2 separate regions of the Homo sapiens genome follow, and region 2 is linked to region 1. Evidence: chromatin contacts called from ENCODE Hi-C or POLR2A ChIA-PET data. All regions are on one chromosome and are shown on one strand. Each heading gives the region's core, a stretch centred on a gene start or an enhancer-like site at or near the end of the contact. The rest is flanking DNA. Distances are from core to core; before and after follow the strand shown.

What was found. A loop is a pair of places that touch in the nucleus more often than their neighbours do. ChIA-PET counts read pairs that join two places held with the same protein, here RNA polymerase II (POLR2A).
Region 2: a loop to region 1 is called in a map of Caco-2, with 5 times the contacts of the local background. The contact joins the promoter of MINDY4 here to the promoter of LINC01176 in region 1. A Hi-C loop is called at or near these places in 1 of 168 maps with a recorded cell type or tissue (Caco-2). POLR2A ChIA-PET finds 5 or more read pairs at or near these places in 2 of 52 experiments (activated CD8-positive, alpha-beta memory T cell and activated T-cell).

The regions. Positions count from the first base shown.
Region 1 is chr7:30,385,743-30,392,638 of GRCh38, reverse strand. LINC01176 (long intergenic non-protein coding RNA 1176) reads right to left here and starts at 1,754. Exons shown (of 3, transcript NR_108081.1): 1 at 1,604-1,754. RefSeq lists an enhancer at 954-1,572.
Region 2 is chr7:30,766,811-30,773,749 of GRCh38, reverse strand. It overlaps MINDY4 (MINDY lysine 48 deubiquitinase 4), which reads right to left and starts at 2,333. Exons shown (of 18, transcript NM_032222.3): 1 at 2,194-2,333. The coding sequence starts at 2,256. The region is part of intron 3 of INMT-MINDY4 (INMT-MINDY4 readthrough (NMD candidate)); the gene reads right to left. RefSeq lists silencers at 1,773-1,922, 2,293-2,342, 2,403-2,452 and an enhancer at 1,923-2,217.

The DNA of each region.
Region 1 (6,896 bases), core at 505-3,004:
TTTTTAAAGACAGGGTGTCACTCTGTCTCCCAGGCTGAAGTGCAGCAGCACAATCATGGCTCACTACAGCCACAACCGCCCAGGTAGCTGGGACAAAAGGCGTGTGCCACCACCATGCCTGGCTAATTTTTTGTATTTTTTGTACTTTTTTTTTTTTTTGTAGAGATGGGGTTTCACCATGCTGCCCAGGCTTGTCTCGAACTCCTGGGCTCAAGCAATTTGCCCACCTTGGCCTCCCAAAGTGCTGGGATTACAAGCGTGAGCCACCACACCTGGCCAAAACCATATTTTTGATAAAGGATTTGTATCAAGAATATACAAAGAATTCTCAAGATTCAGTAAGAAAACATACAATCCAGTTTTTCAAAAATGTGCCAAAGGGTTGAATAGACACTTCACTAAAGAAAATATACCTGTAGCAAAGAAGAATATGAAAAAATACACAACATCATTTGCATTGGGAGAATGAAAATGAAAAACACAATGAAATGCACCGTATACCCAAGTCAAAACAAAAAAATAGCAAAAACATCAAAACTGCAGACAATATCAAATTCTGGTGAGGATGCCAATCACCTGGAATTTTCATACATTTTTGGTGGGAATGCAAAGTGGCACCACCAGTTTGCAAACCTGTTTGGCAATTTCCTACTAAGTATATATACATATTTATCATATAACTAGCTATCCCACTCCTAGGAATGTACTCAAGAGAAACAAAATCTTTGATTCACATAAAAACTTCTAGGTGAGGCCGGGCGCAGTGGCTGACGCCTGTAATCCCAGCACTTTGCGGGACAGAGGCAGGCGGATCATGAGGTCAAGAGATCAAGACCATCCTGGCCAACATGGTGAAACCCAGTCTCTACTAAAAATGCAAAAATTAGCTGGGCGTGGTGGCATGTGCCTGTAATCCCAGCTACTAGGGAGGCTGAGGCAGGAGAATCACTTGAACCTGGGAGGCGGAGGTTGCAGTGAGCCAAGATCGGACCACTGCACTCCAGCCTGGCGACAGAGCGAGACTCTGTCTCAAAAACAAAACAAAACAAAACAAAAAAACTTCTAGGTGAATGTTAACAGCAGCTTAACCACTGTCACTAAAAACTGGAACCAACACAAATCTTCCACTAGTAAATGGATGAGTAAACTATGGATTGCCACTCAGCAATTAAAAGGACCAAGCTGCTGAATACACATGACAACATGGATGACTCAAATGATTATGCTAAGTGGAAGAAGCTGGGCTTCTGTGATTTTCTATTCTCATTCATATTCAAGTTGCTTGGGTAACTTGTAATCTTTATCGCTTGCCACACATTATTCTTGAATAAGTATTTAACGGGAGTCTCCTGACGCTTGAGATGAGCCCTCTTCCAGAGAGATCTTGCTGTGCTTCTGCCGAATTCAGATTTTGAGAATCCTTGGCCCAACCAGCTATGTATATTTGAGAAGCTAATCTTCAGGGAAGCAGATATGCACAGGCCTTCCAGGGAAATTGTATTTTCTATTTCTTTTCCTCCCTGCTCCAAGAGCACCAAGGTAGCCACAGTTCATTACAACTGCTGGGAAGAGGGCACTGGGTTCAGCTCTGACTCCTCCTTACCTTTAGCTCCTTGTTATCCGATTCCTGTTGGTAGGGTCTCCTGCAAGCACACTGTCTTGCGTGGGCTCTGTGCTTTAACATGTTTTCTTGGCTCAGCCAGGCCACAGAAACAGCAGACAAGTGTTTGTGGTATCAGCAACTGCTGTCTCAGCACAGGCAGCTTTTTGTTCCAGTATTCCATTTCCCTCCCTGGTTATAGACTTTTATCCAAAAACTGGCCTGGAAGTTCAATGTTTTTTTAGTTCTTCACTTAAAAAAAGCCATTATTTTGTTTCTTCAAGTTTTCATAACCAGCCATCACCAGAAACTGGAAGTCCAAACATGCTCTTATTATTTAAGTAATTGGTGTACATGGTATAAATTCACGTCTTACAGAAAGATGCACAATGAAAAAAAGCAGCCTCTCCATGGCCCCTCCTCCCAATTCCAGTCCCACCCACTCCAAGTAAAGCAAAAAGTGCTTTAGTTGTATTTCTAAACGTTCCTACAACAGATATCTATTATTTTGCAATGGGAAAAATTTTACTTTAAAACATCCCCGGAACTTCTAATCTTCTGATACTTATAACCTCCATATCTCCAAGTAACATCTTTCTCTGTCTCTTGGTTCACAAACTCCTATGTCCAATATCTCCCACCTAAAAATGATGCCCTTTATAATCCCCTTGAAAAAGTGGAGTATACTTACCTCCTTGCCACAATCCCAATATGTTAGTCTTATTATTTCTTAGCTTACTGAGTGCCAACTATGTGCCAGGCAGTGCTTTAGAACCCATGGATACAATAGTGATCAAAACTAACAAAGTCCTTGACTTCACAGTGCTTACATTCTGGAAGAAGAGTGACAATAAACAAACATAAGATTTGTCAGGTAAATGTTATAGAAAAATAGAACAAGGTAAAGGAAACAGGGAATGTAGGGGTGAGGGCAGATTCATGAACTTATTTTGTATTGTATAGTTAAGGAAGGGCACTCAGATAAGGCGATATCTGAGCCAACGCAACAAAGGAAGTGAAAGAGGAAGCCTGTGGATACTTGGAGGAATTGTTATAGGCAGAAGGAAGAAGTGCCAAGGCCCTGACACAGGGGCTTGCTTGCCTGGTGTATTCCAGGAATAGCTTCAGGGGAACAAGTCAGGGGTGAGCAGGAGAAGATGAGCTAGAGAGGCAGGAGTGAGTGGCATGTACATGTCTGTGTGTATGCATACATGCACACTCCGGATGGCTGAGGGTATTTTAGGTCATGGTAAAGACCTTAGCTTTGGCTCTGAGTAAGATGGGAGCCAAGGGGGATTTTCAGCAGAGTAGTACCATGATCTGACGCTGTATTTGTTAACTTATAATGACCCCTATATTCCTTGATCCATCAACTTTAGACCAAAATGTTCATCGAAACATTTTTTGTAACAGTAAAATATTGGGGGAAATTATTTGACCACAAGCATTGTCTAAAGATATTATGGTACAACTACGAAATGGAATACTATGCAAATACAAAACATGATAAATGGAATGTTAGAAATGTGGTTCTAAAATACCACATATAATGTTATCCTGTGAATATATATGCATTGAAGAGTATGGAAAGACATATGCCAACAAATAAGGAGAAAAAAGTCTCTGGGGAGATGGGAAAAGGAGAAATATGAAGGTATTTTTTCCTTTGTGCCTTGTGTTTCCAAAAGTTCCTACAACACATATCTATTATTTTGCAGTGGGGAAAATTTTACTTTAAAACATCCAAGGCCAGGCGTGGTGGCTCACGCCTGTAATCCCAGCACTTTGGGAGGCCGAGGGGGGTGGATCACCTGAGGTCAGGAGTTCAAAACCAGCCTGGCCAATGTGGTGAAACCCTGTCTCTTCTAAAAATACAAAAATTAGCCTGGTGTGGTGGCGGGCGCCTGTAATCCCAGCTACTCAGGAGGCTGAGGATGGAGAATCGCTTGAACCCGGGAGGTGGAGGTTGCAGTAAGCCGAGATCGCGCCACTGCATTCCAGCCTGGGCGACAAAAGTGAAACACCGTCTAAAAAAAAAAAAAAAAATCCAAAAGATTAGAACCATAAACTAATCATTTTCTTTGTTTTAAGCTCAAAACAATTATATACAGCTCCTATGAGAATAATCAATACTGAATATCAACAAACTGACACGCATGTGGCTACCAAGTCTCTAGAATGACCCACTGAAATTCAGTAAAAGCTTAGAGAGCACAGGGTTAACTGCCATGCTGCACTATTTCCCCTCTTACTTGAACAAAGTAACACTTGCTGATGTAACTGTGCTTGCCAAGTTTTTGATAGTAAGTCCATCATGTCTCGTAACTTCAAAGAGTCTCAAAAGTGTCAAGATCCTAAGACAGGAAACTTCTGGTAGCTGACAATGTCTGGTTAATAGGGGGTTTGGTGAAAGCACAGGCAATGGGCACAGTAGAGAAGCAAGCAGCAAACAATGGAGATGTCCAGGACCATCCTGGCACGTGTTCTCCAGCGTTTCTAGGAAAGGTCTCTGGTCTAGTTATCAACCGCTGTGTAACAAACCATCCCAAACTTAGTGAGATGAAACAACAATCATATATCATCTTCTCTCACAATTCTGGGGATTGACTGGACTCAGCTAGGCAGCTCTCCCTCAGGTCTCTCATCCAGCTCTAGCCAGATGGTGGTTAGGGTGGAATCATCTAGAAGGCTTCCTCACTCACATGTTTGGTGGTTGACGTGGCCAGGGCTTTCTCACACAGCATAGAACCTTGGTTCCACGGAGAACCTTCCTGAGAGAAAGCCAGTTAGAAGCTGTATTACCTATTCTAACTAAGCCCTGGAAGTCATACAGCATCACTTCTGTTGCATTCTGTTAGTTAGAAACAAGTTACTAGGGCCAGTTCATACTCAAGATGAGTGAAATTCAGATTTTGCTTCTTTTTTTTTTTTTTTTTTTTTTTTTTTTTTTTTTTTTTTTGCAGATGGAGTCTCACTCTGTCCCAGGTTGCAGTACAGTGGCATCATCTCCGCTCACTGCAAACTCTGCCTCCCAGGTTCAAGCGATTCTGCTGCCCCAGCCTCCTGAGTAGCTGGGATTACAGGTGTGCACCACCACACCCAGCTAATTTTTGTATTTTTAGTAGAGACGGGGTTTTGCCATGCTGGCCAGGCTGGTCTCGAACTCCTGACCTCAGATAAGTGCTCCAAAGTGAGAGCCATCACTATTATTTGCATAATCTCATTTACACAAACTTGATAAAAGCATAGTATCAAAAGGCTGATGTGAACTGCTTCATTAATAGTCTTATTTTCATCATCATTAGGTGCGGTCCACCTATGTCCCTGGCATTAGATGACTCCACAAAGTTTTATTTTATATTGAATTATATTCGCCTACTGCCTTTTTTTCGAGACAAGATCTTCCTCTGCTGCCCAGGCTGGAGTGCAGTGGCGCAATCATGACTCACTGCAGCCTCAACCTCCTGGGTTCAAGTGATCCTCCCATCTCAGCCTCCAGAATAGCTGGGACTACAGGCATGCCCCACCAATGCCTGGCTAATTTTTAAATTTTTTATAGGGATGGGGTCTCACTATGTTGCTCAGGCTGCTTTTGCACTCCTGGGCTCAAGTGATCCTCCTACCTCCCAAAGTACTGAGATTACAGGCATGAGCCACTGCGCCCAGCCTATTGCCTTCTTTTTAATTCATAATTTCAGAGATACTAATGGATGTCTTTCACACAACACTTCAAAAGAAGTTAACACTCTGAAAAAATACCACAATAATTTTCTAAATATTCAGTCATTGACTTAAATATTTATAGATGACTATTTTGTGTCAGAATCTTTTCTGGGTTCTGGGATACTGCAATGAACAAGACAGAAAAAAATCTCGCTTTCATCGAGTCCTCATTCTAGTGGGAGAAGGGAGATAAGATAAACAAGGAAACAAACATGATGAGGTAGGCAGTGCTAAGTGCTAAGAAGTTTAACAGGGAACAGGATGCAGAACAATGGGGGTGGTCTTCTTCTTTAGACAGAATGATCAGAGAGAGGCTATTTTATAAAGATGGGGTGGCCACAGGCGGCCTTTCTGAGGTGTGAGATTTATGCAGAGGTCTGAACAAAGAAAGAGCCAGCCAAATGAAGATGTGGAGGAAGAGCATAAATATTATAATACAAAAAACTGTATCTCACTATTAGTTCTTATTCCAGCACTAGTTCAATGGGACTTTAAAGCAAAAATCCACTTGCTAAGACACAAATCTCTCAAACATATTGGGCAGAATAAAAAGTTCTGCAGTTTTAAAAAGCTGCTGTTATAATGGATGGATTAAATGTTTTTAAATATGAACCACATATAAAAGTACCAGGAGAAAATACAAGTGAAAGTTTATGTAAACTTGAGATGGGTAAAATCCTTCTAAGCATGACCACAAAGTTCAAAAACATACAGCAAAGATTGAAAAGTGTGATTACTTTTATAAGAAGGCAAAAATATTGGACAGCAACAAAATACCCAAAAACACCACAAGAAAATACACTGCCATGAAGATTCCAAGATAAATGGCAAACTGAGAAACACATTTGCAACATATATTAACAGTCTAACACTAAAAATATATAAAAATAAATCACTAAGGAAAAAAAGAACAGGCAATAGTCATAAGCAAGTAATTCACTAGGAAATACACATGGCCAGGACACTAATGAAAGACATTCAACTACAGTCATCATAAAAGAAATGCAACAGAAACTTATTTTTTGCTTATAGTATAGCAAAGATGGTAAAAGGGTGACAAAACTCTGTTTTGCCTCAAGTATGAGGAAACTTTAATTCACGTTCTGTTGGTGAGAGTATAAACTAGAAACAACTTAAAATTTCAATAGTAAAAAACTATTAATGAAATTATATGAAATAGTATAGTTCAATAGTGGTTTAATGCTGTCATCAAAATAATGAAGTAGACCCACATTTAATGACAAATATATTAATGATGTTCTCTTGAGGGCGCAGGTTGAAAGACAGCACGTATGGTATGACAGCATTTACGTAAAATTGCATTTGCATAGACCACTAAGTGAAAGCACATTCATCAAATATTAACAGTGGTTATCCATATACAGTAGGATTTCAGGTAGTAGTATTTTTCTTTGCATTTGTAGGTACTTATATTTTTGCTTTTGTAGTTGTCCCAAAGAAAGGTTTTTCAAACAGCTACTGGCTTGACTGTCAACTAACAATTCAAATACTTACCAGCAAAAATCAACACGGTTTGAGTTCTCAGTTGGTCAGTCAAGGGAAAGCACAGTAT
Region 2 (6,939 bases), core at 1,084-3,583, 380 kb before region 1:
CTTGGAATTGAGATTACAGAAAGGGCGCAGTACTGGTAACAACAAGCCCAGCTCATGACCATGGGGCAGGGTGGCAGAGGGAGGATGGCACAGTCACTGCAGGAGTGGAGCCACAGACTCAAGAAGCTGGGGCAGCAGAAGAGTCACCTCAGCAGACCCTGCCATCTCCAGGAGACTATCATGACTCCCCCGAGGGAAGACCACACTTGGTGAGTTCAAGTAGGCCAAAGTGGTTGAAGGGTAGAGGGCGGAGCAAGCAGTCATGGAAGATGAGGTCTGAGGGTAGCCAGAGCCAAGTAATGGAGAGACTTGAAGTCTAATTATGATGGGAAGCCAGTAGAGGGGTTTGAGCAGGGGAATTACATGGTCTGACCTGCTCACCCTGGGCAAGTTTCTTGGCCTCCTGGTCTCACAATAATCTTATGTGAAAGGGAATACTTATACCTATCTTTCAGGACTGTTACGAGGATCTGAGACAACAAACCAGCACCTTCTAGGTACCTGGCACCAAGGTGGCAGCTCTCTTGGTTACGACTGCTGGGTGCAATGACTGCCTGTGCAAAACCCTGTGGGGAGCACGTGGTCTCTGCCCTAGAGCAGAAGGCGATGAGAAAGCAGTATACCTGGGCTGCAGTCCCAGCTCACTGTGACCTTCTGAGTAACTGTGGGCAACTCCTTTCTACTCTTAGGGCCTTAGTGTGCCCAGATAAAACATGCGAGGGAGAGGAGACCAGGGGAACTCGGCCATGTCAAGTGGGGGGTGGTGGGGAGGGATGTGGGAGAGGCTAGAAATGAAATTGAGATGGTAAGCTGGGGTCAAGCTACAGGGCAGGCTTGGATGTCAGTGAGGACACTGGATTTCATTTGTACTCAAGAAAGAACACGAGGAAGCCCTCTCTAAGAGTTTTTTTCAGTGACCCAGACTTAAAAGAAATGATGTTAACAGTCAGCTTTCCAGGGTGTGTCAATTGATATCCAACATGCAGCCAGGACAGGTGATGGCAGGTCAATTAGCCATAAAGACAGGGCAGATGCGACAAAGCCAAACGCATTTAAAATTTTTTCAAATAAAAATAAATCATAAAAAACACACAAAGACACTTTCCAAACAGGTGCACTTCAGAGACACCTGTTTGGTGTCAGAAACAGTGAGGGTGGGAGGAGGTATAAAGTTGAACACCTACGTGCACATTGTATCTATATGTCAGATCCAATGCTTGGAAGCTGCCCATATGTTAATATTAATCCTCATTATAAATCTGCAAAGAGTAGGTCTTACTTTCCTGTTTTACAGATAACGAAATTGAGACAGTGAGTAAAGTACTGAGGTTCACACTGCAAACTAGTAGCAAATATTTGAATTGTCTCCGTCTGACTTCAAAGTCCTTCCCCTTTCCTCCATTCAAAAAATTACGTGTATGTGTTTTCATACAAGACAAGTACCCATCGCCCTAGCCCAGTATGACACTGCAAGGACAGACAAAACACACAGAGTGCAGCCCTCAGTCACCATGTGCTGAATGAGCTAATGTATGTCCCCCTCCACTACCACGCCCAAGACCCCCCGGCGAGCTCCTTCCCCACCGAGGTCCCCATCTCCACCCTGAGGCCAGATGACAGCTAAGGACCTTCCAAGCTTGTGAACACTGCAAAAACTCTCCTGGGACAAGACAATAGGAAAACTTACAAAAATTAAAGCAACCACTGGAATTCCCACTGTTGACTAAAATGACTAAGGGTTTGACCGTCAAGAACTTTTCTGGGCTTTTGGGGTTCCCTCTGGGAGAAGTTCTTTCCGAGTGGGACCCTGACTTGCGTGGGTAGCGCACGGAGGCCGGCAGCCAGGCTAGGGCGCAGGCCTGCCCGCTGTGCGCCCGCGCTAGGATTGCTTGGCGCGGCCCCCAGGCCCCCTCCCCAGCTGCCGCCGCCCCGGAGCGCGGATGCCCCAGGAGGGCAGCGGACGGGGTCCAAACCGTGCCTTGCGGAAGCGCCCGGTGACGACGGCAGAAACGCCTCGTGGGAAATGTAGTTTCCCCTGTCCCGGGAAAGCGGCGCTCTTCTGGGGCATCTCTGGAGCAGGCAGTAGGTAGGGAACGGGCGCCCTCCCAGAAGCTGCAAAGCCTTCAGGGGAGACCCCGATGATCCCCCCAAATTAGAGCCACTTCCTGGGCTTTGGAGGGGGCGAGCCGTTACCTTTCTGCTGAGGAACTCCCTGACCAAGGAGGCGGCCACCTCCTCCACGAAGAGGCTGTCCATGGCTCTGGCTCTGGCTCTGCCCACGAGGCCCACGCCGGGCCGCAGCACCAGGCAACTGGGTCTGTCCGGCGCAGTATGGCCGCGTTGCCGTGGCGACGGCGGCGTCGGCGCGGCAAGAACTCCTCCCCTTCCCTGGGGCTGGCGGGCTGGGGCGGGAGGGAAGGGGTGGAGCGTCCCGCAAACTCGCGTCTCGGAGTGGGAGGCCGCAGTCAGGGCGCCCTGGTGTCGCCTAGGGCCCCGTCCACGGCTCCGGACTCGGGGCCTCACTCTGACCCTGGCCCTGGTCATCTGAGAGGCCTAGGACAAATTACCGCTCCGCTCCGAGGCTCCATTTTCCTAGACATAAAATGGGAAGAATACCTGCCTCCTTGTTTCTGGAGGACTAAACTCACAGGGAAGTGACCCCCTCAGGTCCACCCTCAGCACCACGGCCCCCTCTGGGGCCACCAACGCTACTGACCTTGGCGGGCCTTGACGGTGGGGGCAAGGAAGCCCAGCATTCTGCTTCTTGGGCACCGAAATTAAAGGAGATGTTCCTCGCCCCCTTGGTGCCTGCTTTCCCGTAATGAGACTGCCATTTATTGATCACCAAGCTCTTAACTCACGGTTGCACTTTTAATCCTTACAACTTCCTGGCTAGGTAGTTACTGTTGGCCCCATTCTTTAAAACGGGACACTGAGATTCAGAAAGGCTAAGATTTTGCTGAGGCCCACACAGCTGGGTACTGGGAAAGTTGGGTTTCTAACCAAGCCCAGTACATTTTCCCCGAACTTAGTCACCTGGGTTCCACCTTCACAATCTTTGCCACTTCCGCATGTTACCTATTGTATTCCTTTGCTTGGGCTGCCATACAAAGTACCACAGACCATGTGGCTTAAACAACACATTTATTGTCTCCCAGTTCTGAGGGCTACAGACCAAGATCGAGGTGTCAGCTGGATGGTTTCTCCTGAGGCCTCTCTCCCTGGCCTCTATTATAGATGGCCACCTTCTCCCAGTGTCTTCACGTGGCTAGCCGTCCGTGTGTGCCTGTGTCCTAATCTCTTCTTATAAAGACATCAGTTGTATTGGAATAGGGTCCACCCTAATGACTGCATTTCCACTTCATCACCTCTTTAAAGACCCTATCCAACACAGTCACATTCTGGAATACCAGGCATTAGGACTTCAACACGGGAATTTTTTTTTCTTTTTTTTTTTTTTTTTTTGAGACAGAGTCCCGCTCAGGTGCCCGGGCTGGAATGCAGTGGCGCAATCTCGGCTCACTGCCAAGTGAACAACCACCTCCCGGATTCAAACCATTCTCCTCCCTCAGCCTCCTGAGTAGCTGGGATTTCAGGCGCCCACCACCGTGCCCAGCTAATATTTGTACTTTTAGTAGAGACGGGGTTTCACCATGTTGCCAGACTGGTCTTGAACTCCTGACCTCAGGCAGTCCGCCCACCTCGGCCTCCCAAAGTGCTGGGATTACAGGCGTGAGCCACCGCACCCGGCCCAACACAGGAGTTTTGAAAGACACAATTCAGCCCTTAACCCCTATACAGTTACTTATGTATTATTTTCTTTAAATCCACATACATGTTTTACAATTTATTTTAAAAGGAAAGTGTTCCCAAGCAGTAATAGCCACAAGATCTTGGGTTTTATGTGCTTATTAAATCTCTAATACACATTAAAACAAACACAAAACCAGAAAGGTATGCATTCACCTAAATCACCTTACAACCACCACTGGCACATGTACCACACTTGGGAAGCAACTATCTCACCCTATACAGTCTCCATAGGACGTAGCTTTAATGTGGCAGATTGCACCATAATCTCCAGGCAATTTCCCCTCTCAACGTGCAATGGTTCTTTGAGAAGCCTCTTTTGAACATGTTGTGCTATGTGAGAAAGAGCCATGTGCTCTTATATGTAGAGAGAGAAGGGCAGAGTTGCAGGAGACAGTATGATGCTTGGTCCAGGGGCCCTCATGTTCCAGCTGTGAAGACACACTGATGGATGATGTGTAATAATGAAAGAATAACATGAGACAGATTTATGCTCCATAAGAGATTGTGTATCAGGGGTCCCCAACCCCCTGGGCTGTGGACCGGTATGGGTCTGTGGCCTATTAGGAACCAGGTCACACAGCAGGAGGTGAGTAGCTGCAAAGGAACATTACCACCTGAGCTCCACCTCCTGTCCAATCAGCCACAGCATTAGCTTCTCATAGAATCACAAACCCTATTGTGAACTGCACATGCGAGGGACCTAGGTTGCGCACTCCTTATGAGACTCTAATGCCTGATGATCTGAGGTGGAACGGTTTCATCCCAAAACCATCCCCCACCTCCCATGCAAAAACTGTCTTCCACGAAACTGGTCCCTGGTGCCAAAAATGTTGAGGACTGCTGTTGTGTATCACAGATAGTAGGTGTTATATAGTAGGTCAGAAGAGAGATTTCCCCCGTGGAGGCAGACGAAGGTGAAAAGAGAAAAAATCATTCATTCCTCCATTCATTTACTCCTTTAAAAATATTTGTTGAGCCCTTACCACGTGCCAGGTGTATGGGTGCTGCAGATTTAACACTGTAAAATATATGCCTTCTTGAAGAGAGAATGGGGAAAGATGCAAATGGGGAGATGGACAGAAAAAAAAATTTATAAATGCATACAAAACACAGAGCACTGCAGATGATTTAAAGGGTATCATAGATATATGTGTGTATGTATTTTAGAGGCAGCATCTCATTCTGTCACCTAAACGGGGTTCAGTGGCACAATCATAGCTCACTGTAAGCTCAAATTTTTGAGCTCAAATGATCCTCCTGCCTAACCTCCCAAGGAGCTAGGACTACTGGCATGCACCACCCTACCTAGTTTATTTGTTTATTTATTTATAGAGATAGGGTCTCACTATGTTGCCCAGGCTGGTCTTAAACTCCTGGCCTCAAGCTATCCTCCTGTCTGGAGGATAGCTTGAAGATATGCAGCTTCCCAAAGTGCTGAGATTGCAGGAGTGAGTCACTGCAGCTGACCCCCAAAAATCATAGACTTGAAGAGGGAAAAAAGCATGGAGGGAGTATAGGAGGACTTTTTAAGGCAAGCAGAAATTATAATTTTTAAAAGTTGACTGGATAAGATCACTTCGATGGTAGAACTTCAGCAAGGAAGAGAGGATGTGAGCTATGCAGAGACTTGGAGGGAGAGCACTGCAGGCAGAAGAAACGCAAATGCAGAGGCCCTGCAAGGGCGACCAACCTGAGTGCTTGTGAAATTTTGAGGCCAGAGGGAGCAGAGAGGAGACAGAAACAGGGACCTGGTGGTATAGGGCCATCAGAAGGGCTTGGCTTTTCCTCTGAATGGGGAATCCTTTGGAGAGTTTTGGGCAGAGGAGAGACAGGATCTGACTTAGGTTTTGACAGGATCTCTTTGGCTTTTGTTTTGAGAATCGATTGTAGATTAAGGGCAAGTACAATGGATCCTCAAAAAACATTGCTTCCTTCAACATTGTTTCATTATGACGTTGAAAAGAAAAAAAAATCAGTTCCCAGCTGGGGCTACTGTCTGTGTGGAGTTTGCGTGTCCTCCCCATGTCTGCACGGGTTTCCTCCATCATCCCAAAGATGTGCACGCTGGGTGAATGTGTGTGTCTACATGGTCCCAGTGTGAGTGATTGTGGATGTGGGTGTGGGTGTGAGTGCTTCCTGTGATGGAATGTTGTCCTGTCCAGGGCAGGCCTTTTGCCCTGATCACTCATGATCCTGAACTGGAATAAGCAGGTAAAGATTGGTGATCTTTTTGGGACCAGAAATATGCCAGGAACTCAACTCTTGTTTATAGCAATTAGCCTATGGTAACACTGGTTTTGTTATATGTCATTTCGCTGAAAGCTGCAATTTCCAAAAACCTATGGATGATGCTAAATTAGGACTTACTGTATGGAAGCAGGGAGACTAGCTGGGGGACAACTGCACCAATCAGTGGTCCAGGTAAAACTTAGGCTAGACATGGTTAAGTGCGTGTGTGTGTGTGTGTGTGTGTGTGTGTGTGTGTGTGTGTGTGTATGTGTGTGTGTGTGTGTGTGTCTGTCACTTTCCTGGCCCTGAAACTCTTTTTTCACATTGGAATGAAAGGTTAAGCAAGAGAAGTGCAGGAATGCATTCTTTTTCCAGGCACATAGCTGGCTCCTGGGAATAAAAGAACCTTAACACAGCCTTAAGGTGGCAAGTGAAAGGGGCAATCTGGTCATCATGGAAGGGCAGAGGGTGTGCTACCAGACATCTGGGAAAGACTAGATCACATCATGTGTCCCATTCTTTCCCACCAATCCTCCACAAGGAATCCTCATTTCTCTACACCGTGTTCCCGTGAGCTGGAACATTCTCATAAACCTAAGGGAGCCCTGCTGTCCTGCCTGAACATGAATGGTAATTGAGGTCTTCTTATTAAAAAAACATGCTGGAGATAAAAACAGCAATGCCATCAAAATAAGGACCCAATCATTGTAAATATCTACAATCACTTAAAAAGAAAAGAAAATGCTTTTCCAGGTTTCATAAAATACGGACAAACCCACAAAGCCTGCTAAATAAGCAAGAACTATAAAACACACTTGCCCGGTACCCAGAAAGTAATAATTTCTCTGTGTTACTCATTGACCTAAAGCCAGATTTAGCCAAGATGAGCATGCACCT